Linked DNA regions of Homo sapiens: region 2 is linked to region 1. The links are chromatin loops, found by intact Hi-C in ENCODE. Cell type or tissue: CD4-positive, alpha-beta T cell. All regions are shown on one strand. Each heading gives the region's core, and the rest is flanking DNA. Links, peaks and the distances in the headings are about the cores only.

The links. Peaks named below come from ENCODE experiments on the same cell type or tissue, not always from the same donor. Only the 100,000 strongest peaks of a DNase experiment are listed, where the experiment ranks them.
Region 2: a loop joins it to region 1, with 10 times the contacts of the local background. A loop is called at or near these places in 102 of 110 quality-filtered maps.

Annotation. Positions count from the first base shown.
Region 1 is chr22:46,538,624-46,549,151 of GRCh38, forward strand. LINC02925 (long intergenic non-protein coding RNA 2925) reads left to right here and starts at 2,872. Exons shown (of 2, transcript NR_186692.1): 1 at 2,872-4,311; 2 at 8,065-9,574. It overlaps LOC105373075 (a long non-coding RNA gene), which reads left to right and starts at 10,125. Exons shown (of 2, transcript XR_938316.2): 1 at 10,125-10,400. RefSeq lists enhancers at 8,015-10,528, 8,195-8,716, 8,717-9,236. In CD4-positive, alpha-beta T cell, for the core only: CTCF peaks have their summits at 3,868 (motif pointing left) and 4,071; a DNase peak (open chromatin) is centred at 3,848; H3K27me3 peaks cover 1,104 bases.
Region 2 is chr22:46,350,967-46,361,627 of GRCh38, forward strand. TRMU (tRNA mitochondrial 2-thiouridylase) reads left to right here. Exons shown (of 11, transcript NM_018006.5): 6 at 1,155-1,208; 7 at 1,298-1,364; 8 at 2,801-2,901; 9 at 4,478-4,622; 10 at 5,024-5,106; 11 at 5,876-6,374. The coding sequence ends at 6,040. CELSR1 (cadherin EGF LAG seven-pass G-type receptor 1) reads right to left here. Exons shown (of 35, transcript NM_001378328.1): 35 at 10,208-10,661. Among named protein-coding and RNA genes, the nearest start is that of TRMU, 21 kb to the left of the region's middle. In CD4-positive, alpha-beta T cell, for the core only: CTCF peaks have their summits at 4,606 (motif pointing right) and 4,805; a DNase peak (open chromatin) is centred at 4,615.

The DNA of each region.
Region 1 (10,528 bases), core at 1,468-6,467:
CCCCGCATGGGCGGGGCTTTGGGACTGTGCCACCAGCGGCTGGGAAGGGCGCGCACTCCCTTGGTGGCGCTCGGGGCGCCGGAGTCCAGTGCAGCCCTTAGGCCTCCCAGTGGTCGGGGACGGTAGGTGGGGGTCGCCTCTTCTCTCCTAGAAGGGCTTCTCCTGGGGCCGGTCGGAGCGGTGGGGGTGGGAGTAATGCGCAGTCACCCCTAGAACGGGTCTTTTTGGCAAGGGAGGGTCGGATCCTGCAGCCAAATCTCTGAGCTGAGCTGAGATGAGTCCAGTCTCAACGAGGACCGTGGGCGGCTGTGGAGAACCGGAAGGGTTTCTCCCCCGGAGCGATGTGTCTGTGTGTGTGTCACACGCATACTCAGCCAACTTCGCTCAAAGCTGCTGAAACAGTGTCTTTGTGCTGAAGCCCAATGTGAGCATTTTCTTCCCAGTAGCAAGGATTTGAACACGTTATATTGATCTAAAAGGTGGAGTTGCTTTGGAACCTTTTAATTCGAGGTTTCCACTGGAGAGTCCTGTTGGGAAATGTGTGTGTGGAGGGAGGGGAGGAAGGAGAAAAGTCCGTCTCCTTAATGTGAGCGGTCCAGGACCTCCCCACCCGCCATATACCCTTCCACTGGGATTTTTCCGGGAAGGATGAAAGGACAGGAGTTCTGGGGCCGGAAGGCAGGGCGGGTCCCTGAGCCCGGAGCCTCCCAGTGGAAGGCTACTGGGCGGACCTGAAGGGGACCCAGGCAGGAGGAAAAACCAGAGAACCCCAGGAGTGCCTGTTTTGCAATAAGGCTTTAAGCAGAGTGGGTTGGGTTTAAATAAACAAAACTCAGCTGCAGCCAGTGGGTTCAGGTGTGGGCCTGCTTTTCTGGAATAAGGCACCTGCAGGCTGCGAGGTAACCACAGGGACTGCCCAACACCTAGGGACAGGGGAGGATGGATGAATCTCACTAACAGGATGTCCAGCAAAGACAAAAGATCATTCCATTCACGCTTAGACCGACAGCAAGCCCGACTCCACCATAACGTTTAGAGGTGTGCACAAATAGGGGAAAGATGAAGAAAAACAAGGAGGTGATTATGGGCACATTCAGGAGGGCTCTGGGGGAGGAGGGGCATCCCCTTCTGGACCTGAGGGTTACCAGAGTGTCGGCTTCATGATCACACTTTGAACTCCAAACACATGATTTGCGTACTTTTCCCTATGCCTGCATCTAGAGTCGGCAGTTTTTGTTTTTTTTTGTTTTGTTTTGTTTTGTTTTGTTTTGTTTTTTTGAGACAGAGTTTCACTGTTGTTGCCCAGGCTGGAGTGCAATGGCACGATCTCAGCTTACCACAACCTCCGCCTTCCAGGTTCAAGCAATTCTGCCTCAGCCTCCCTAGTAGCTGGGATTACAGGCGTGCGCCTCACGCCCGGCTAATTTTGTATTTTCAGTAGAGACGGGGTTTCTCCATGTTGGTCAGGCTGGTCTCGAACTCCCAACCTCGTGATCCGCCCACCTCGGCCTCCCAAAGTGCTGGGATTACAGGCATGAGCCACCGTGCCTGGCCTATTTTTATTTATTGCTAAATAGAGATGGGGTCTTGCTATGTTGCCTAGGTTGATCTCAAACTTCTGGGCTCAAGAGATCCTCCCACTTCAGCCTCTCAAAGTGCTAGGATTACAGGTATGAGCCACCACACCCTATTTAGAGTCCACAGTTTTATTTTATTTTACTTTATTTATTTTTGAGACGGAGTTTTGCTCTCTCACCTAGGCTGGAGGACAGTGGCGCGATCTCAGCTCAATGCAACCTCCACCTCCTGGGTTCAAGCAATTCTCCTGCCTCAGCCTCCAGAGTAGCTGGGATTATAGGCACACACCACCAGTCCTGACTAATGTGTGTATGTTTAGTAGAGACGGTTTCGCCATGTTGACCAGGCTGGTCTGGAACTCCTGACCTCAGGTGATCCACCCACCTCAGCCTCCCAAAGTGCTGGGATTACAGGCATGAGCCACCGCGCCGGGCCTAGAATCCACAATTTTAAGTAAGTGGGGAGGGGAGAGGGACTAACAAGACGGAGGCCGCAGCTTGTGCTGAGACGGCCAGGTGGTCCGGCCGCATCAGAAATCACGAGTTTGGAATGACTGGCACCTTCGAGGGGTTGAGCTTTAATTCTGCCACTAACTAGTTGTGTGACCTTCGCCAAGGCCTAACTCCTTGTTCTAACTGGACACAATAGTCCTAGACTCCTAGCGTTGTTGAAGGATTAACAAGACAATCTGTGTGAAGCGGTCGGCACAGGGTCTGGCTCAGGCATGGATCTGCCAGTAATAGCATTTACTATTTTCACAGTTGCTGTTTCCTAGCATGAGTTCAAGGCTGCCTCCTCTCTGTCTTCATTATGTGAATTGAATGTGGTCACACATCTGTGTTGGAGCAGAGGCAGGGGCTGCAGCTTTCAGCTGATTTCCCAAGGGGTCTGTACTTGGACACTGATCCAGTCCACCCAATGTGTTTCCAGAAAGTGGAGCTGATTCCTGGAGAGCAGAAGGGATATATGTGGGGCTTTTTGTAAAGGGCAGTGACCTATGTGGTGGGCTTGTCCACTGCCCGAGTCTGCGGCTCCCACAGGTCACTGCCCGGCTCATATCCTTCCCCTTTGGAATTGGCTTGGAGCAGGGTCTCTCCTCCCCGGCCCCTATGTGCCCACCATCTCTGGGGTCAGTGGCCCACTCATGACTCTCAGGGCGGGGAGGGGGCTTGGAGTTCAGTAACAGCACCCTGGGTCATTCTTGCACCTGTCACCCTGAGAGCCACTGACCAGTTTTCTGTGCCTAGAATCGCTGCTTGCGGCCTTTCTCAGGGGCTCAATGGATTGTAATTGATGTTTGTATTTTGCACTTGCCCGGAGGTGTTTCACGGGAAGTGAGCATTTTTTAAAACAAAAATAGAATTTAGAAAAAAAAAAGGCAGACACGATGGATTTCTAGTGTTGTACGTGCTGTAGAAAGCACTTGAAAATGCGTTTTGCCAGGGGCCGCAACCAGAAGCTACATGACTTCTGGAATCTGTTCCTTACACAGTAAATTCCTGGGCCAGTTGGTAAACAGCAAGGAGCCACAAGAAATCACTCATAGGCAAAAGCCGAGTGAGCCCAGGCCAAGCTCCACTTTGTCCACTTTGCCCTATTTTTGGAATTCAGGGGGAAACATCTTGGGAGCAGGCCCATTGCACCCCTCTGCCTCCTCTCGATGCCTTACAGTTGGTGGGGTTTGACACATGGAAAATTGTGAAAGTTAGAACACGGAACAAAAATGAAGCCTCAACATAGAGTTAATAGAGGCAAGGGGCTACAGAGAATTTAGATCCTAATCAAGCACGTCTTATGTACTAGCGCTTCCCTGGAAGGCCAGGATAACTTTATGACTACAAAGAAAACATGTTTTCCTGCTTGGAAGTTGCCAGAACTTGTCTAATATAAAAGCTGGGATTTCTTGCCCGTGGGCTGTCGCGTACGGCTACCCAGGCCGCCTCGTGAAGCCTCCTCCTGGGAGCTCGGCGCCCTCAGGTGCTCCCTGAGATGCCAGCACCTGAACGACCTGCTCCAGGGAGGCTTTAGCCCCAAGAAGGTTCTGGAAAGCTCCAGGAAGTTTAGCCGGCACGCACAAAAGCCAGAGACAAATCTCCAGCCTGCCTGGAAATGCTGTGGGCTCAGGGCAATGGGCTGAGGTCTTGTGTCCAAAACTGCTCTTGCATCTCCCTGGGGAGCCCGGGTGGGCAGGAACAACAAGGTCCTGTGGCCATGCCCTCGCCCCATGCTCACCCACACTGCCTGTGCCTGCTGGGCCCATCTCAGGGCTGCACTGGCCCCTAGTGGCCAAGCATGGGCTCTACCCCTCTGCGCCTGCCTGGCTGCCTGTGCAGGTGCCCACCACACTGTCCCTGAGCAGAGCAGAGACCAGCCTGAGCCCCGGGCTCCGTGGCTACCATGCTGAGAGTGAGCCCTGTGCATGCACACACACTTACGATGCTGCTGGCCCCGAGCAGTGGCCGGCCACACGGGCTGCTAGTCATACTGCCCGCTGCTCCTGGGACTCCTGAGCCCCTCACTCTCTATAGGGTGAGGATGCCCAGCTCTGCAAGACACACAGCAAACGGAGCCTCAGAGTGCACAGCGTGGAGATGGGGCTCCCCCCACAGGCTGCACCCCCATCTAGTCCCGGGGAACGAGAATGAAGGGCCTACCTGAGCACACAAGCCCCAGGAGGGCATGGGAGCTGCATTTGGGGGCAGTGACTGGGAGGGCTGCTGACTCCAGGCTCAGGTAAGGGAGATGCACGTGTTCCCGGAAGAGGGTCCACACCTGCTGAGTTCACGCTGCTGAATATCCTTGCTCCTATCACTATTATTATCATTGTCGTGGTCGATCTTGTTTCCTGGCCCCCACCTGATGCACATAAACGTTATCATGGAGCCAATATGGGGGAATATTGTCTCACTTGATTACTGTTCTTTTTTTTTTTTTTTTTTTCTGAGATGGAGTCTTGCTCTATCACCCATGCTGGAGTGCAGTGGCACAATCTCGGCTCACTGCAAGCTCCGCCTCCCAGATTCACACCATTCTCCTGCCTCAGCCTCCTGAGTAGCTGGGACTACAGGCACCCGCCACCACGCCTGGCTAATTTTTTTGTATTTTTGGCAGAGACGGGGTTTCACCATGTTAGCCAGGATGGTCTTGATCTCCTGACCTTGTGATCCGCCCGCCTCAGCCTCCCAAAGTGCTGGGATTACAGGCGTGAGCCTGCGCCCGGCCCTGATTACTGTTTACTGATTACTGATTACTGTTCTTCTTTACATACCTCCCTCCCTTTTTATTTCCCTGAAACTGGGTCTCACTCTGTCACCCAAGCTGGAGGGCAGTGGCATGACCACAGCTCACTGCAGCCTCAAACCCCTGGGCGCAAGTGATCCTTCTGCCTCAGCCTCCTGAGTAGCTGGGACTACAGGCACATACCACTATGCTTGGCTAATTTTTTCTTTTTAATGTTTGTAGTGACAGGGTCTTGCTACATTGCCCAGACTGGTCTCAAACTCCCAACCTCAAGCTATCTTCCCTCCTCAGCCTCCCAGAGTGCTGGCATTACAGGCATAAGCCTCTATGTCTGGCCTTATTTATTTATTTATTTATTTATTTTTGTTTCACTCTTGTCACCCAGGATGGAATGCAATGGCACGATCTTGGCTCACTGCAACCTCCAACTCCCAGGTTCAAGCGATTCTCCTGCCTCAGCCTCCCATGTAGCTGGGATTACAGGCATGCGCCACCACACCTGGCTAATTTTTTGTACTTTTAGTAGAGATGATGTTTCTCCATGTTGGTCAGGGTGGTCACGAACTCCTGACCTCAGGTGATCCACCCACCTCAGCCTCCCAAAGTACTGGGATTACAGGCATGAGCCACTGCGCCCGGCAAAACCTGCATTTTCTTGCACCATCTCTATCTCTAAGAGAAGTCTGAGTGACCTACATTTAAGTTCTCAAGTTAAACTATTACATTTCCCTGCAACCTTGGTGCGGTGGCTCACGCCTGTAATCCCAGCACTTTGGGAGGCCGAGGCGGGCGGATCATGAGGTCAGGAGATGGAGACCATCCTGGCTAACACGGCGAAACCCTGTCTCCACTAAAAACACAAAAAAATTAGCCGGGCGTAGTGGCGGGTGTCTGTAGTCCCAGCTATTCGGAAGGCTGAGGCAGGAGAATGGCGTGAACCCGGGAGGCGGAGCTTGCAGTGAGCCGAGATCGTGCCACTGCACTCCAGCCTGGGTGACAGAGTGAGACTCCGTCTCAAAAAAAAAAAAATGAGATCAAGGGCCAGGTACGGTGGCACATGCCGGCAATCCCAACACTTTGGGAGGCCAAGGTGGGTGGATCACTTGAGCCCAGGAGTTCAGGACCAGCCTGGGTAACATAATGAAACCCCATCTCTAAAAAAAAAAAATTTTTTTTTTTTTGAGACGGACTCTCACTCTGTCCCCAGGCTGGAGTGCAATGGCGCAATCTCAGCTCACTGCAACCTCCACCTCCCGGGTTCAAGCGATTCTCCTTGATCTCCTCCTCAGCCTCCTGAGTGGCTGGGACTACAGGTGTGCACCACCACGCCCAGCTAATTTTTGTATTTTTAGTAGAGATGGGGTTTCACCATGTTGGCCAGGATGGTCTCAATCTCTTGACTTCGTGATCTGCCCACCTCAACCTCCCAAAGAGCTGGGATTACAGGTGTGAGCCATTGCACCCGGCCCAAAAAATAAATGTAAAAAGAAAAAAAAAAGGAGACACACTTCACATATCTTAAAAATTACCCACTTTAAAGTGTACAATTCAATGCTTTCAGTATAGTCACAGAGTTGTGTAGTCATCACCGCTATCTAATTCCAGAACATTGGATCACCCCAAAAAGAAGCCCCAAAGTCATCATCAATCCCCTGCCAGCCCCCAGCAACTGATAACTGGCTTCCTGACTCTATGGATTTGCCTGTCCTGGGTGGTTTGTGTCAGTGGAGTCACACACTGTGTGGCCTCTTGGGCCTGGCTGCTTTCTCAGCATCACATTTCACTGTTCCTGCACATTGGGGCATAAATTGGTGCTTCCTTCCTTTTGAAGGCTGAGTAACGTGTCACGCTGTGGATACACTACAGTTTGTTTATCTACTCATCAGCCAGTGGGGATTTGGGCTGTTTCCACTTTTGGACTCTTTTGAATACCCTCCCTTCCTTTTGAGTGGAGAAAAAAGGGCAAGACATTCCCTCTGCAAAATTGCACACAAAATCTTTTTTAAAATTATTCTTTTTATATTTTGGCATTGTAACTACTACTAACCATGCTGTCATCAACGGCTCAAAGAGGACTTTCCCTGGGGACTTTCCTCTGCCCCTGCTGGGTATAGGGAGGAGCACTAAAGTTGCCCTGAGGGCCAGGCACGGTGGCTCATGACCGTAATCCCAGCACTTTGGGAGGCCAAGGTAGGTGGATCACCTGAGGTCAGGAGTTCGAGACCAACCTGGCCAACATGGTGAAACCCCATGTCTACTAAAAACACAAAAATTAGCTGGGCGTGGTGGTGCGCACGTGTAGTCCCAGCTACTCAGGAACCTGAGGCAAGAGAATTGCTTGAACCGGGGAGGCAGAGATTGCAGTGAGCTGAGATCAAGCCACTGCACTCCAGCCTGGGTGACAGAGCGAGACTCCGTCTCAAAAAAAGAAAAAAACTGTTCTGAGGTAGGATTGGCAGATTGGGGGTGGGGGAAGCCAGTGGCCCCTACTTTTCTGTCCCCTCCTAACACGCTCACCCACCCCCTGATGCTGTTGCTGGACAGGAGGGCCACCCACCGCAGCAGCCGTGAGTTGATGACACTCTGCCAGCCTGGCCTTGTCCTCCCTGGCCCCCCGCTTATGTCCTGATTGGAATGGGGAAGCAAGAACAACCACACTTGAACCACCCACTGTCTCCTTTCCTTCATGCACATTCAGCCATTCATTCAATATTCATTCAATACCGTGGTAGACATGGACACCCCTCCCCCCACAGAGAGATTATTGTCATGGGAGAATACAGACAGTACATGTCAGATTATTTTTTTCTCTTCCTGAACTTGCAAAACTTTTCTGGGGTGCAAGAGAGATGGGCAGGTGATTGTGGGCAAGAACGATTCTACAGGAATGGGAGAGACCCAGAAAAGCTAGAGACAGTGTCAGCATTCTAATTATTATTATTGGTTTTGTTTTTGTTGTTTTTTTTGAGACACAATCTTGCCCTGTTGCCCAGGCTGGAGTGCAGTGGTGCGATCTCGGCTCACTGCAACCTCCGCCTCCCCGGTTCAAGCGATCCTCCTGCCTCAGCCTCCTGAGTAGCTGAGATCACTCCCGGCTAATTTTTTTGCATTTTTAGTAGAGATGGGATTTCACCATGTTGGCCAGGCTGGTCGCAAACTCCTGACCTCAAGTGATCCGCCCCGCCTTGGCCTCCCAGTGCTGAGATTGCCGCATCCTAATTATATCATTGTATCTTCTTTTTAAAGATTAAAAGACAGACGGCAACACTGGGGTTGCAGAGCTCAGGAGCCAGTCCTGGCCCCCTGCCTCCTCCCTCATGAGGTTCCCCTGATCCCCAGGACATCGGCTTCCACATCTGCACATCTGGGAGACAAATGCACCATCAGGGAGGGCAAATCATACCTGGGAAGGGCCTGACTCCAGCAGTTTCAGCAGTGGCTGAAAGATCATGGCTATTTTTGCCATCATTACAATGGAATGTCCACTCCCTCCAGCCACCTCCACAGCAATCAACACCGGTGTCCAGCCACTCTACATGGACGTGTGGGGAACAGAGCACAGGCCTCTTGGCTTGGCTGTGGTCACCGGGAGGGAGCAGGGAGGGACAGCTGCCAAGAGGATGGGGGAGGGAGCCTGCTACTCAGGAACGCTGGGGCAAGACATGAGACAAAGGGCTGCCTTCACCCACCAGTAGGAGCCTGACCCTGAGCCCAAAGAAACTGCCCACCTGTGTGCTGACCCCAGGGCCTGAGGACAGGTCCCCAAGTGGACGTCTCAAAGAGAGTCCCACATTCCAGGGCACATGGGAACTATGGCCTTCTGGCAGCTGGAGGGCAGCAGGAAGGGCACAGCTGTCTGAGACCCGTGTGGCTTCCCAGAAAGAGGTGCCACCCCTGAGGAGGCACCGGTGCTCACGGACTCCTGGTTGCCAGTCTTGCCAGGGCAAAAAGGCAAGCGAAGGAAACCCTCTCTTCGTGGGGCACTCTGCCTTGCAGTGTCAGGTGAGATCCCGGGGGGAAAGCTGGCTTGAGCTCCTCTGGAATGTGCAGGGAGGACTCCGTCAGGCCCGGCTCTGCCTCCAAGCTGGGCAGCAGGCGAGCCCCAGAGCTCCACCAGCCCCACTGGCAGAGGAGGGCCCTCACGAGGCAGGAGCCCATGATTCATGCCCTGCTGGAATTTGTCGAGCATGCCGAGATTTGCAGCTCCTCCGAGATTGGGTCCTGCCCTGATCAAAAGAAAAGAAGATGGATGAGGACACTATAAATAGGCCAGAGCCACCCAGCTGGCCTCGGGGATGCAGGCGGTATGTGTTCTGGGCTCTCACGAAGCTAAGAAACTCTAAATCCAAGGTGACATCGTGGCACACCGCCACCTGCTTCAGGGGGACACAGGGGACAAGGAGGAGCTATTGGCAGAGCGCTCGGTTCCTGCAAGTTCCAACTTCTGCTAAAATTGGTTAATTGGTTCCTTTGCATGATTCAGGGCACACAGGCTTCTCTGTCCACAAAATTTGCTCGCCTGCACACCCAGAGAAATGGACTTGGCTTGGTTTTTCTGAACTTTTGCCTCTGCGGAATCAGCAGTGGACGTGTGAGCTGGGGCCTCTGTCCCTGTCATGTGAGGAGGTCAGGCAGGACAAGCAGGAAGCACTGGGCAATGAGTCAGGAGGCCTGGTGGGGAGCTTGGGTGAGTCTGTTTTCCTCTCTGGACCTCAGTCTTCTCCTCTGGTTGATGTAATAAAATCCTACAAACTGAGTCTTTTTTTTTTTTTTTGAGACAGAGTCTTACTCTCTCACCCAGGCTGGAGTGCAGTAACATGATCTCAGCTCACTGCAACCTTCATCTCCCGGGTTCAAGCAATTCTCCTGCCTCAGCCTCCTGAGTAGCTGGGATTACAGGCATGCACCACCATGCCCGGCTAATTTTTGTATTTTTAGTAGAGACAAGGTTTCACCATGTTGGCCAGGCTGGTCTCGAACTCCTGACCTCAGGTGATCCACCCGCCTTGGCCTCCCAAAGTACTAGGATTACAGGTATGAGCCACTGCACCCAGCCACACAAACTTAGTGTTTTGTTTTGTTTTGTTTTGTTTTGAGACAGAGTCTCGCTGTGTCGCCAGCTGGAGTGCAGTGGCGCGATCTCAGCTCACTGCAAGCTCCACCTCCTGGGTTCATGCCATTCTCCTGCCTCAGCCTCCCGAGTAGCTGGGACTACAGGTGCCCACCACCACGCCCGGCTAATTTTTTTTTTCTTAGTAGAGACAGGGTTTTACCGTGTTAACCAGGATGGTCTCGATCTCCTGAACTTGTGATCCGCCCGCCTCAGCCTCCCAAAGTGCTGGGATTACAGGCGTGAGCCACCACGCCCGGCCCAAACTTAGTCTTAAAGTTAACTTAGTCTTAAACAAGATGCTGATTATCTGCTGGTTGCGGAGGTCAGCGGTCTGAGATGGCTCTCTCTACATCTCTACATGGGTGAACGTCACAATGTCTGCCTTGTTGGGGTCAAGCCAGGTTCTGCTGGGAAGCCAGTGCTCGTGGTCTGCCAGAGTCCAGGACGGGGCTGTGCAGTCGGCAGGAGGGTGAGTGATCCATCAGTGTCACTCCTGGCCAGGGTGTTCTGGGAGGAGAAGGGGGGCTTTGTTTGAGTGGAAGCCAGGAGCATTCCCAAGGCTGGCCTTTGGGGGGTACCCACTGTGACCCCCAAATC
Region 2 (10,661 bases), core at 2,542-7,541, 190 kb before region 1:
GCGAGTGGGGGACACAGGCAGGAGGCCAATCAGTGTAAACCTAGAAAATGTCTACGGAGGGAGGTGTAGGACCCTGGGTGGGAAGCACCAGTGGGGTCTGAGAGTAGGGAATGGAGATGCCAAAAACGGCCTCAAAAGAAGTCACATGGAACCTGAGACCTGAAGGAGGAGAGGATCCGGTGTCCCAGAGAGGGCTGGGAAAGTCCAGATGAGGGAACGGCAGTGCAAAGGCCTTGAGGCGAGGAGAAGCCAGGGAGCCGCTGTGGGGGTGCCTGCCTGTGGCCCCAGCTCCTCAGGAGGATCGAGCGCACCCAGGAGTTTGAGGACAGCCTGGGCAACACAGCGAAACTCGTCTCAAAAAGAGAGAACCCGGAGTGTTGGCGGAACTAGGATGAAGCCCGTGGGAGGGCCTTGGGGATGGAGGGCGAGGGCGCTGTGGGATGAGCCTCACCTCTTCAGGGGCCAGTGCGGTGGGAGCTGTTGCTCCTTCGTGTCTCTTCCTGGTAATGGAAACGGCCATACCTTTCATCAGAGCCATCTTCCCTGAAGAGCACGCCCACCGCCCGTCCTCCTCTCCTCTTGTTTTCCGTTTCCGGTGTCGCTCTGTGGTGGGAGCCGCAGGGATGGAAGGGCAGTCTTGAGAGACACAAACCAGAGTAAACGATGCAGCCCCTGATGGGGCCACGGTGGAGAGCGCACGCCACCCAGGCTCCCCAGCTAGGGCAGATGTGCTTGAGGAAGGCGCCTCTCTCCTCTGACTCCCCTGGAGCCCTCCCCTAAGGCCTTAGCTTCAGGCCTGGCTTTCCTGCTACCTGCCCCTTCTCTGGTCCCTGTCTCTCCCCCACTCCTCGCAGGACAGTGGCCTGAAGGACCTGACCGGGTTCTGCTTTCTTCCCCGGGGCAGCTGGTGTGAGGGTCTCCCGCGCAGGGTCAGACCCCGCGGGCCGAGACAATGAGGCGTTCTCTAAGGCTCTGGCATCGTGTGCGCCGGCTGTGACTGGCGGCCGAGGGTGCCGGTGGGCAGCCGGGCCCCTACCCTGGAAGCAAAGTGTGGGGTGAGGCCGGGAGGCCCCAGGGCCCGCTCAGGACGTCTGGGTACAGCTTGGGCCACCGCCACTTCTGCTCCTCTCACGGCTGCCGTCTTCTCATTTCAGAGCATGGGCATGTGTTTCATCGGGAAGAGGAATTTTGAACATTTCCTTCTTCAGGTGCGTGCTGCTCTTTGACACAAAGAGATGGGGCTGCGTGTCTGCCCTGGGCCTAGATCTCCGTCGGTAATGACATGTTTGTTTTCCAGTATCTGCAGCCTCGACCTGGTCACTTTATTTCCATAGAAGACAATAAGGTTCTGGGAACACATAAAGGTGAGGTGCAGACTCTGCCACTTGTCATCTGAAATGCCTAGAGCTGTGGCGTTTCAGCTCTGGGAGACTAGACCAGAGTTCCTGTCGTCCCTTCCACTTGGCTGGAGAATTGTAGAAGGCTCTGTGGGGCGGCCGGGGGCGGGCACGGCCTAGGGTGGAACAGTTGCCTTGATGGTGGCTGGGTGCACTTCCAGATGTGGCCTCAGCTGAGATGCTGGAGTTCATGAAAAGCGCGCCTCTGACTTGGAAGGACTATACTCTGTGAGTTACGTATCAAGTCCCTGTAAAAAGAATGATTTCCTTCCTGTGTAAGGAAAATGTTAAACTACACAAAACTCCACTCTGATTCAGGGAGTAAGGTGGACGTCCCGGCATGGTGTGAATGATTAAGGACCACATGCAGCGATGGGATCAGGCGTCCGCGCTGGCCAGAGTGCTGCTCGCTCATGTGCAGACCCTTACTGCGGTGAGGCCTGCGTGAGCCTGTGCTGTGCCTGGTGTCAGGGGACAGGCTCCGAGTCAGTCACAGTGTGCAGTCCTGCTGTGGGGACAGAGTGCAGCCATTGTTGGGTTAGTACAGTGGCGGGGATGTGCCTGCCGGCGTGATGATCAGGCAGGTCTTGACACAGCACAGACCTGAGCTGTGGGACTGGCCAGGAGAGCCAGGCTGCAGCTCAGGTGTAGGGCGTCTTGCAGTGAATTGCACTTGGAGATCTTCCACCTCTTGTGGAGGGGAGACGGCAGGCGGAGCCGGGGCTAGGCATTCCTGAGACAGGTGGAGGTGACAGCTTTGCTTGGGACAGAACTGCCAGACAGGATTGCCCATGTATCTGCCAGCCCTGGCCCCAGCAGGAGCCAGTTGGATGACTCATGGCTTCCACCTGCAGTTCACTTCACTGAAGAAGGCTGCCGGCCCAGGCCACGTGGTAAATCCCATGAGGTTCTCTCTGCCTGTGTGCCCCACTGCAGGGGAGGGAGGCAGTGAGTTTGCCATCTGCTGTGTGACATTGTGAGGGTGCGCAGAGCAGCTGGGGGTAGCCCTGATGCAGTTACTGCATTAGATGGACACTGTGAAGACGTGCAGCTATGTCATGGGCTCAGCAAGAAGGGCCCCTGGCGTCACACAGGGCACCCAGCCGCATCCTGGGCCTAGGGTCAGGGGCTCCTACAGCTGGAACCTGCACCTTCTGGGGCACAAGGTGCCTTCTTTGTGGCCACCACACCCCATGTCCAGCCCAGGCCTGGACAATGATGAGATGTGCTCAGGTGCTTGGTCAGGGCTGGCTTTGGTGGTTGGAGAATCGTATCTTCCTAGTGAGTTACACCATTGCTGGGCCTGCTCTGGGCTGCCCTCCCAGCATCTGCCTTCATGATGAGGCGTGACATGTGGGCTGTAACTTGTTGCCCAGCCTCATGGAGAAACTGTCTTTCTGTAGGTTGGTTCCTGTATACCTTGGGCCAGAGAGCAAACATAGGTGGCCTGAGAGAGCCCTGGTACGTGGTGGAGAAGGACAGCGTCAAGGGTGACGTGTTTGTGGTGAGTGGGCCGGCCTCTGAGACAGCACTGGGGCTGGTTCTGGCAGGGCCAGCAGTGCTTCCAGACCAGGGCTTGAGAAGGCCTCCAGCAGCCGTGGCTTCCTGGAGGCTGTGACTAACTCTGTTCCTGTCCTTGGTCCCCTGCCTTTCCTGGGACTGGCCATGGTGGCAGGAGAGTTTTAAGGTATTCATTAGGCTGAGTTGTATGCTGGTCTCTTAATCATCCCTGAACCCCGATACACAGATACAGTTTCTCCAATTTTATGAAAGAGGACAGCGACGCCCAGAGCTTGGGTGGCTCATCCGGTGGAGAGGGCATGGCCTCAGTGCCAAGGATGGTGCCCACCATGGTAGGATCCAGTGAGTTGTTGTCAGGCAGGTGCAGATGGCCAAGCCAGGATCAAACCAAGCCTTCCACCACAGTGGGGACCTTACCACTGTGACCCTGGCCTCAAAGCAGGGCCGCTCAGTGGCGGCAAGCTCACCCCACCTTCAGGGGACCTTGCCAGTGTCTAGAGGCATTTTTGGTTGTCACAGCTTGGGTGGAAAAGCAAGGACGCGGGTGCTGCTGCATCTGTGGGTCAGGCCGGGGATGCTGCTTGCCGTGTTCAGCACAGCCTCTTCCCTGAGTGACCCGGCCTCCACCTTGGCGCGTGGAGCTGAGAAGGCCCACTCTCAGCACCCTGGCTGCCGGCTCATGTTCTGGCACGAATGCTGGGGCGCCTTCTCTTAGACGGAGGCGGGGGCCAGCAGGCCCCACCCACCGATTCCAGGACATCTCCTTACTAGGAAGACCTGTGGGGAGAAAAGCCTGGCTGCGAATGAATTAAATGATCTAGATTTCAGTTTGCTGTGAGAAGACCAGAAGGGTTAACCAACGGCCTCCTGTCCCTGGACGGGTCTTGGTGCCTGCTTAGAACCCAAAGCCCTTAACTTCATGCTCCTCGTCCTGCTTCAGGGGCGGGGCTTGGCACAATCCCAGGAGGTGCCAGGTCTCAATGGCCCGAGGCCATGGGTGGGTGACAGGGAGCAGGGGCCTCAGAACCAACCTAGGGTATCTGGGGCCCCCCAGACCAGGGCCAGTCCTGGGGCACCTGTGGGAAGCCAGCAGCTACCAGTCCCTCCTTTCTCCTCAGCCATTTGGTGTGTGGAGGAATTCCTGGGGTGGCCTTGAGAGAAGAGCCCGTGGTGTGGCTGGCCCCTGTCCCTGCGAATAGAAAAACCAGTCCTCGAGGGGGGCCGTGCTGCTGCCCCACAGGTGGTTGCAGGTAGAGGGCCTGAGTCAGACTTGAACCTGCAGCATTCACTGTCATGGGCTCGGATCTCACCCCTGCCTCTTGCCCACTCTGACATGGTACTTCCTTCCTGGGCCTTAGTCTCCTCATCTGTAAAATGGGGATTCAAAGGCCCGGCGGGTGATGAGATGAATTTCTGTGGGTAGAACACTTCGAGCGGTGCCAGCACCGTTACCTGTGTGTGTGTGTGCTGGTAGGACAGTTGTTCCCAGGGACCACACTGAGGCCGGCCTTGGGGCCAGGTGCCCCTCGGCGTCCCCACCTTCACATTCCATTCTGCAGGCCCCCCGGACAGACCACCCAGCCCTGTACAGGGACCTGCTGAGGACCAGCCGCGTGCACTGGATTGCGGAGGAGCCTCCCGCAGCACTGGTCCGGGACAAGATGATGGAGTGCCACTTCCGATTCCGCCACCAGATGGCACTAGGTGACTGACGGGAGGGCTCCTGAGGACGGGCCCCTTGAAGCTGAGCTTCCTGAGGCCAGATTTGGGCCAGGGATGGGAGACCCTGGGGTAGGAAAGTCCCGTTGTGGAGATCATTTGGAGATTACCTAAAGTATTTAGAACTCCCGTGTCCTGTGCCTGCCCTGAGCGAGGCCTGGGGGTGCTGGGAGCAGATGCAGGCAGGCCCCGGCGTGTTGGGCTGAAGCAAGTGTGTACACTGCCCCGCAGTGTCCTGCTGCGTCCAGGGCCCAGGCTGGTGCCCTGCCCTTCCCCTCTAAGCAGGGGTTTTTGACCCCGTGGGCTGGTGCTCCTTTCTCCCTGGGGGCCTGAGGTCGACCAGGAAAGGCCTGTGCCCCCTCCAAGGGCCCCTCTCTTCTACCCAGTGCCCTGTGTGCTGACCCTCAATCAAGATGGCACCGTGTGGGTGACAGCTGTGCAGGCTGTGCGTGCCCTTGCCACAGGACAGGTGCGTGGGGTGTGGGGGTGAGCCCGGGGAGGACTGTACTGCTCTGCACCCTGCCAGGGCACCCGGGTTACAGAGGAAGGGGCTGAGGCCCAGGAGTAGGGTGTGCTCGGGTCACACAGCTGGTGAGGGCAGAGTGCCACCAGCCCTGCCCTGGGGGCTCCTCCCACAGTGACAACTGTGAGAGGATTTCCACTCTGGTGTCACCAACCAGCCAGTTCCTGCTCGGGCCCTGAGAGGCTCAGCTGCTGCCCGGGCCCCAGAAGCGAGGACAGAAAATGGAAGGGGCATGAGGACAGTGCTCAAAGAGGCAGAGGGTCGGGGCCCCTGTGGGCCGAGTGTGCAGGAGCTCCCAGGGTGGGCGCCTGGTGGGTGTAGGCCTGAGGAATCTCCAGGGGCAGGTGGTGGGAGGGAACCTGGGGTGAGGGAAGCGGAAGCATCCTCTGGCTGCCACCATGCTCCTTCCTGTCACAGCTCCACATTCCCAAGGGGTGCAGAGACCTGCCAGTCCCTTGGAGTCCCAGGAGAGGCCCCTGTGACTGTCCCACTCAGGGAGAGGTACCCTGAAGACCCTCCCTAGTGAAGCCACTGGGTGCCCCAGGCCTCTCCTCTCCTGTTCAGCAGCAGCAGCAGCAGCAAAACCCTGCTCCCCTGGGAGCTCAGTGCCTGGTGCTCCGAGCACAGGCCAGGCCCCATAGGGGAGCACTCTGCCCCTGCCTGCCCTCGGCTGGCTCCCTGTGGCACCCCTGATGCCAGGGTCTCTCCCCTACAGTTTGCTGTGTTCTACAAGGGGGACGAGTGCCTGGGCAGCGGGAAGATCCTGCGGCTGGGGCCGTCTGCCTACACGCTCCAGAAGGGCCAGCGCAGAGCTGGGATGGCCACTGAGAGCCCCAGTGACAGCCCAGAAGATGGTCCAGGCCTGAGTCCCTTGCTCTGACAGAGATGGATCTGCTAGAAGGAACCTGGAGAGCAGGACCCATGGCTGGGCGGCTGGTGAGCAGTCCAGGTGCCCAAGGGCCAGCTTGCTGCTGCCCAAAGCAGAGGAAGCCGGGCTGGCTGAGGGTCCGAAAAGCCTGCAGGGGCCCGGCGAGCCCCAGGAAGAGCCTCAGCTCCAGGCTGGGGCTCTGGCTGCTGGAGCATCTGCTGGCTGGTGGGGTGGCCCGAGTTCCCCTTCACCGCCCCCAGGGAGGGTTTCCCACCTCAGAGTACACCGAGGGGACCTGCAGAGGGGGCTGTCGGGACAGCGTGGAATAAACATTATTTCAAGGACACATAGTCTGATCGCTGCTTCCACTGGGGCCCAGGGGGCTCCACATCACTGACTCCCTGGCGTGGAAAGGCAGGTGGACTGCAGACGCAGCCATGGCAACCTGCGTACCTCTCCCTGAGGTCCCAGCTGCTCCATCCTCTGCCCCCGTATCCCTGCTCCTGGACTCCAGAGTAGGTGCCTGCGATGCTGACCTGTGTCCTTGGCTCTCTTCCTCTTGCTGGGCTTGAGTCCTTCGTAGCGTGTTGTTGGTGCCTCAAGACAGGTTCCTGCGGGGACCAGAGGTGCATTCCCCTTCTCTGGGTGGGAAGGTTCCAGAGGCAGCCAGGTGGTGCGCAGAGGGCCTTGCCCAGATGCCCTGAGTTCTTGCTGGTGCGTCAGGGTGGGGGCTGCCATGGGGCCCACTGTCCATCCTGACCCCTCCTCCCATCTCCCCACTGGGTGTCCCCTGACCTGGGGCACCCTTCCTTCTAGCCTAGGCCCCCACGCAGCAGGGAGTGTCCTGAGGGTGAGGAGTGGGCCAGAACCCCGCAGGCCAGGTGAGGAAACGGGGCCTAAGGTGGAGCCGTGGCCCTTGCTGGGCTGGGGTGGGGAGGTGGGGGGTGTGGGGTCAGTGCTGCCCTGGCCAGGGGCAAGCCCCAGCTCTACCAGGCAGGCAGAGCGCTGGCCAGTGGGACCAGACAGGCCCCTGGGGATCCTCGGCCCAGCTGGGCATGGAGGCCGAGCTAAAGCGCCGCGTTTGTTCTGCCAGCTCAGCCCAGCACGGAGCCTCCCTGGGCTCAGGGGTTCCCTGATTTATGGCTGTGGTCGGGCCTCCAGCCTGGGAACTGAGGGTGGGAGAGCCCTTGTGGTGCCTACTGCTCTGCCCTAGGTGAACCCTCCCAGGTCACAGAAACATGAGTAGGTGGGAGGTGGGGCAGCCAGGCAGAAGGTGGTGTGGGCACCAGGCCAGCAGCGCTAAGGCTGCCCCCGCTCCAACCTCCAGCGGGCTCCACCGTCCTGCCAGCCTCAGGGCCTGTGCATCGGCCAGTGGAGGAAGCGGGGACACAAACCTGCCTCTGCCCCCTTGAGCCCCCAGGCTCCATGGTGACAGCTTCCTGACTGGCAGGGCTCCCCTCTCTAGCAGGCACAATGGCCTGCCCTGCCCCCTACAAGGCCACTGGCCAACTCTGGAGGGCTTTGGTGCGATGTCTCAGAGATTCAGCAGAAACTGTTGGCCAGGGGACCAAGTCTCCAGGCTGCTCTTCTGGCCTCTTTCCTACCCTCCCCAGCACCCAAGGCTGGCACACTCCAGAGGCTGTGCCCCTCAGATGACTTCTTGAAGACCTGGGGGCCTCCAGGAGCACAGGTAGCTAGGTAGCCCCTTCTGCCTGCAAGGGTACCCCCAGTGGCCTGGCCTTAGCCCCTTGCCACACCTATCCATGAAGACGATGGGGGAACATTTTCCAGGCCAAGAGCTGGGTGCCTGTACACCTACACCTACTCCCTGCTTGTGATACAAATGAAAGCAAAGCCCTCGCTCTCCTCTCCCCCTACGTTGTTCCCGGATAATCTCAGTGATACATGGGTCCTAGGATGATGCCCCCTCACCTCACACCTGGGAGGCTCCTTCCCGAGGCCCTGAGCTGGTTTCAAACACCCTGAGCCTGCCTTCTCCCCAGTCTCTGGCTCCCATGTTGCCCTGTGCCGGAGCCTTGCCTGGGCCCAAGCCCCTTCCTTCTTGGGGAGGTTTCTTTTTTTTTCTTTTCAAGAGACAGGGTCTTGCTCTGTTACCCAGGCTGGAGCGCAGTGGTGTGATCACAGCTCACTGCAGCCTTGACCTCCCAAGTAGCTGGGACAACAGGCATACACCACCACACCCAGCTAACTTTAATTTTGTTTTAGAAACAGTCTTGCTATGTTGTCTAGGCTGGTCTTGAGCTCCTGGCCTCAAGCGATCTTGCCTCAGCCTCCCAAAGCACTGGGACTACAGGCATGATCCACTGTGCTAAGTTTTAAAAACTGTAGAGATGGAGTCCTGCTGTGTTGCCCAGTCTGGTCTGGAACTCCCGCCTCAGCCAGCCACTGTTGGGATTACAGACATGGACCACTGCCTGACCCTCCTGGGGGTCTTAACAAGCCTTGCCTCCAGGCTGAGGAGCCCAAGGCGAGGCTGAAGCTGTGACTGAAGCAGCTGCGGTCACCCCTGTCACCTGGGCCGGGGGAGTCGACGCCCTGTGGCTTGGCCGGTGTTTGTGCTGTCATCTGTTCAGGCAGGATCACAGAGGGGCTCGTTCAGCCCTCACCCGTCACGGTCTGCTGCGGATGCTCTGCGGAGCACTTCGTGGTCCTCACATGGACATCCTGGCCTGGCTGATGGACAGGCCTGCTCCGGGCTACCTGGACTGCTTTCTCTCTCTCAGATGCTTCTAGTATTTTCCTGCTAATCATGGCTTTGGGGTTGAGGTAGAAATATTCTATCATGTTAGCCACTGAGCATTCTAGGATGTAAACGTTAGCAGGTGAACTGAGGAGAAAGCAACAACTTGAAAAATGACCTCAGGCACATGGGTGGTTTTTCCTCTCTCAGATTTGACCCGGGGGTGGCCCTAATCTGTGGTCCTGTGCAGCCAGCACCAGGGCAACAACTCCAGAGAGGCCTGGGAAACGGGGGCACTGTGGACTAGAGAGGGTTGGGGTTCCCATTTTTCTCTCTTTGCTGTCACTACTTTTCCTTAAGGGTGAGCCCTGTTTCCTTAAGGGTGGAAGCGTGAGACAGTGCAGGTGGCTAGAGCTCTGGGAGAAACCCATCTTTCTGGACAGAGAAACCAAGAAAAGGGACCCCAGAAGTGAGAAAATGCAAGGCAAATTCCAGCAAGGAGAGTGCTGGAGAAGCAGACCCCCAGATTCTCTACATGTGCTGACACACGTCCCTGCCCACCCCACCTGTGAGTGCAGGCAACGACCCAAAACAGCACAGCCAAGGCCAAGGGCTGACCTGGTGGTGGACCTGCTGCTCGTGGAAAGAGAGACAGAACCAGTGGTCAGAACCTAAACCAGGTTGCCTGCTGCTGAAACAAACACATGAAATGACACTTACAACGAGGGTGTTAACAACCCAGAGTCTAACCTAACATTCCACATGACGAGTGAGGATTCAACTTGCAGTTACTCAGCACACAACCAGGAAAATGCAAACAGAAAAGACGATTTCAGCCCCAAGATGCTCAAACGTTCAAATTATCCCAGAATTCACTGCAGTCCTAGTTATAACCATGCTTCATGAAGTAAAGGTGAACACTCTTGGAATGAGTGGAAAACCAGAAGTACCCAGCAGAGAAATAAAAAGGAACCTAATGGAAATTTTAAAACTTAATTACAGTATTTGAAATAAATTCACTGGGTGAGTTCAGTAGCAGAATTAAGACGACAGAGGAAAAAAAATCAGTGAACTTGAAGACGGAGCACCAGAAATAGCCAAATCTGAAGGACAGACAGAAAAAAGAATGAAGAAAGGTGAACAGAGCCTCAGGGACCAGTGGGAAAACATCAAGAGGTCTAACGTCTGAGTCACTGGAGTCACAGAAGGAGAGGAGAAAGATCAGTGCAAGAAAAGAAAACTGAAGAAATAATGGCAAAAAAAAAAAGTCCTCAAATTTGGTGAAAGACAAAAACTGCCCATCTAGGCTGTGGCAGGCCTACTAGGGAATGGACAAAAAGTTCCGGCACGTTCCACTGGCTGAGGGAGCATGGGACACGGACAGCTCAGCTGCACGTCCGTAAACCGTCCCTTCCACGGCCACCCTGGGCATGGGGAGGGGCGGGGGTGTTTGTGGAGAAAAACCAGCACCGCAGAAGTACAAATTCAAAAATCTTAATTTATTGTAGACTCTTCTCATTTGTAATTCCAGTGTTTTGAACATTAATAAATACACGTTCTGTTAAAAACCTCCAGTGTCTAATCTCTCCCATAAAGTCTTAAGTAATAAAAATAGGTTTACATTTTTCCCATCTCAATAAAACTGACAGTTGTTTTTTGGTAACAGTTCTGATCAAATTAAAAATTACACCTCGTGATGTTGGCTGTGGAGTACGTGGAAAAAAATAGAACAAAAAAATTACACCTCAGGGGGCAGAATCCTGTTAAAGTCATGAAAGGAGACTGTTCGAAGACTTAAAAACCTTTTCGTACTTAGGAAACGCCAGGGGCAAACGTTTAAAGGGACTAGAGTTTTTTATCTTCGAAAGACCACTCACCTGGTAAGGCACATGTATAATTCATTCAGGTGTGAGGACTCTGGGATCTCATTTC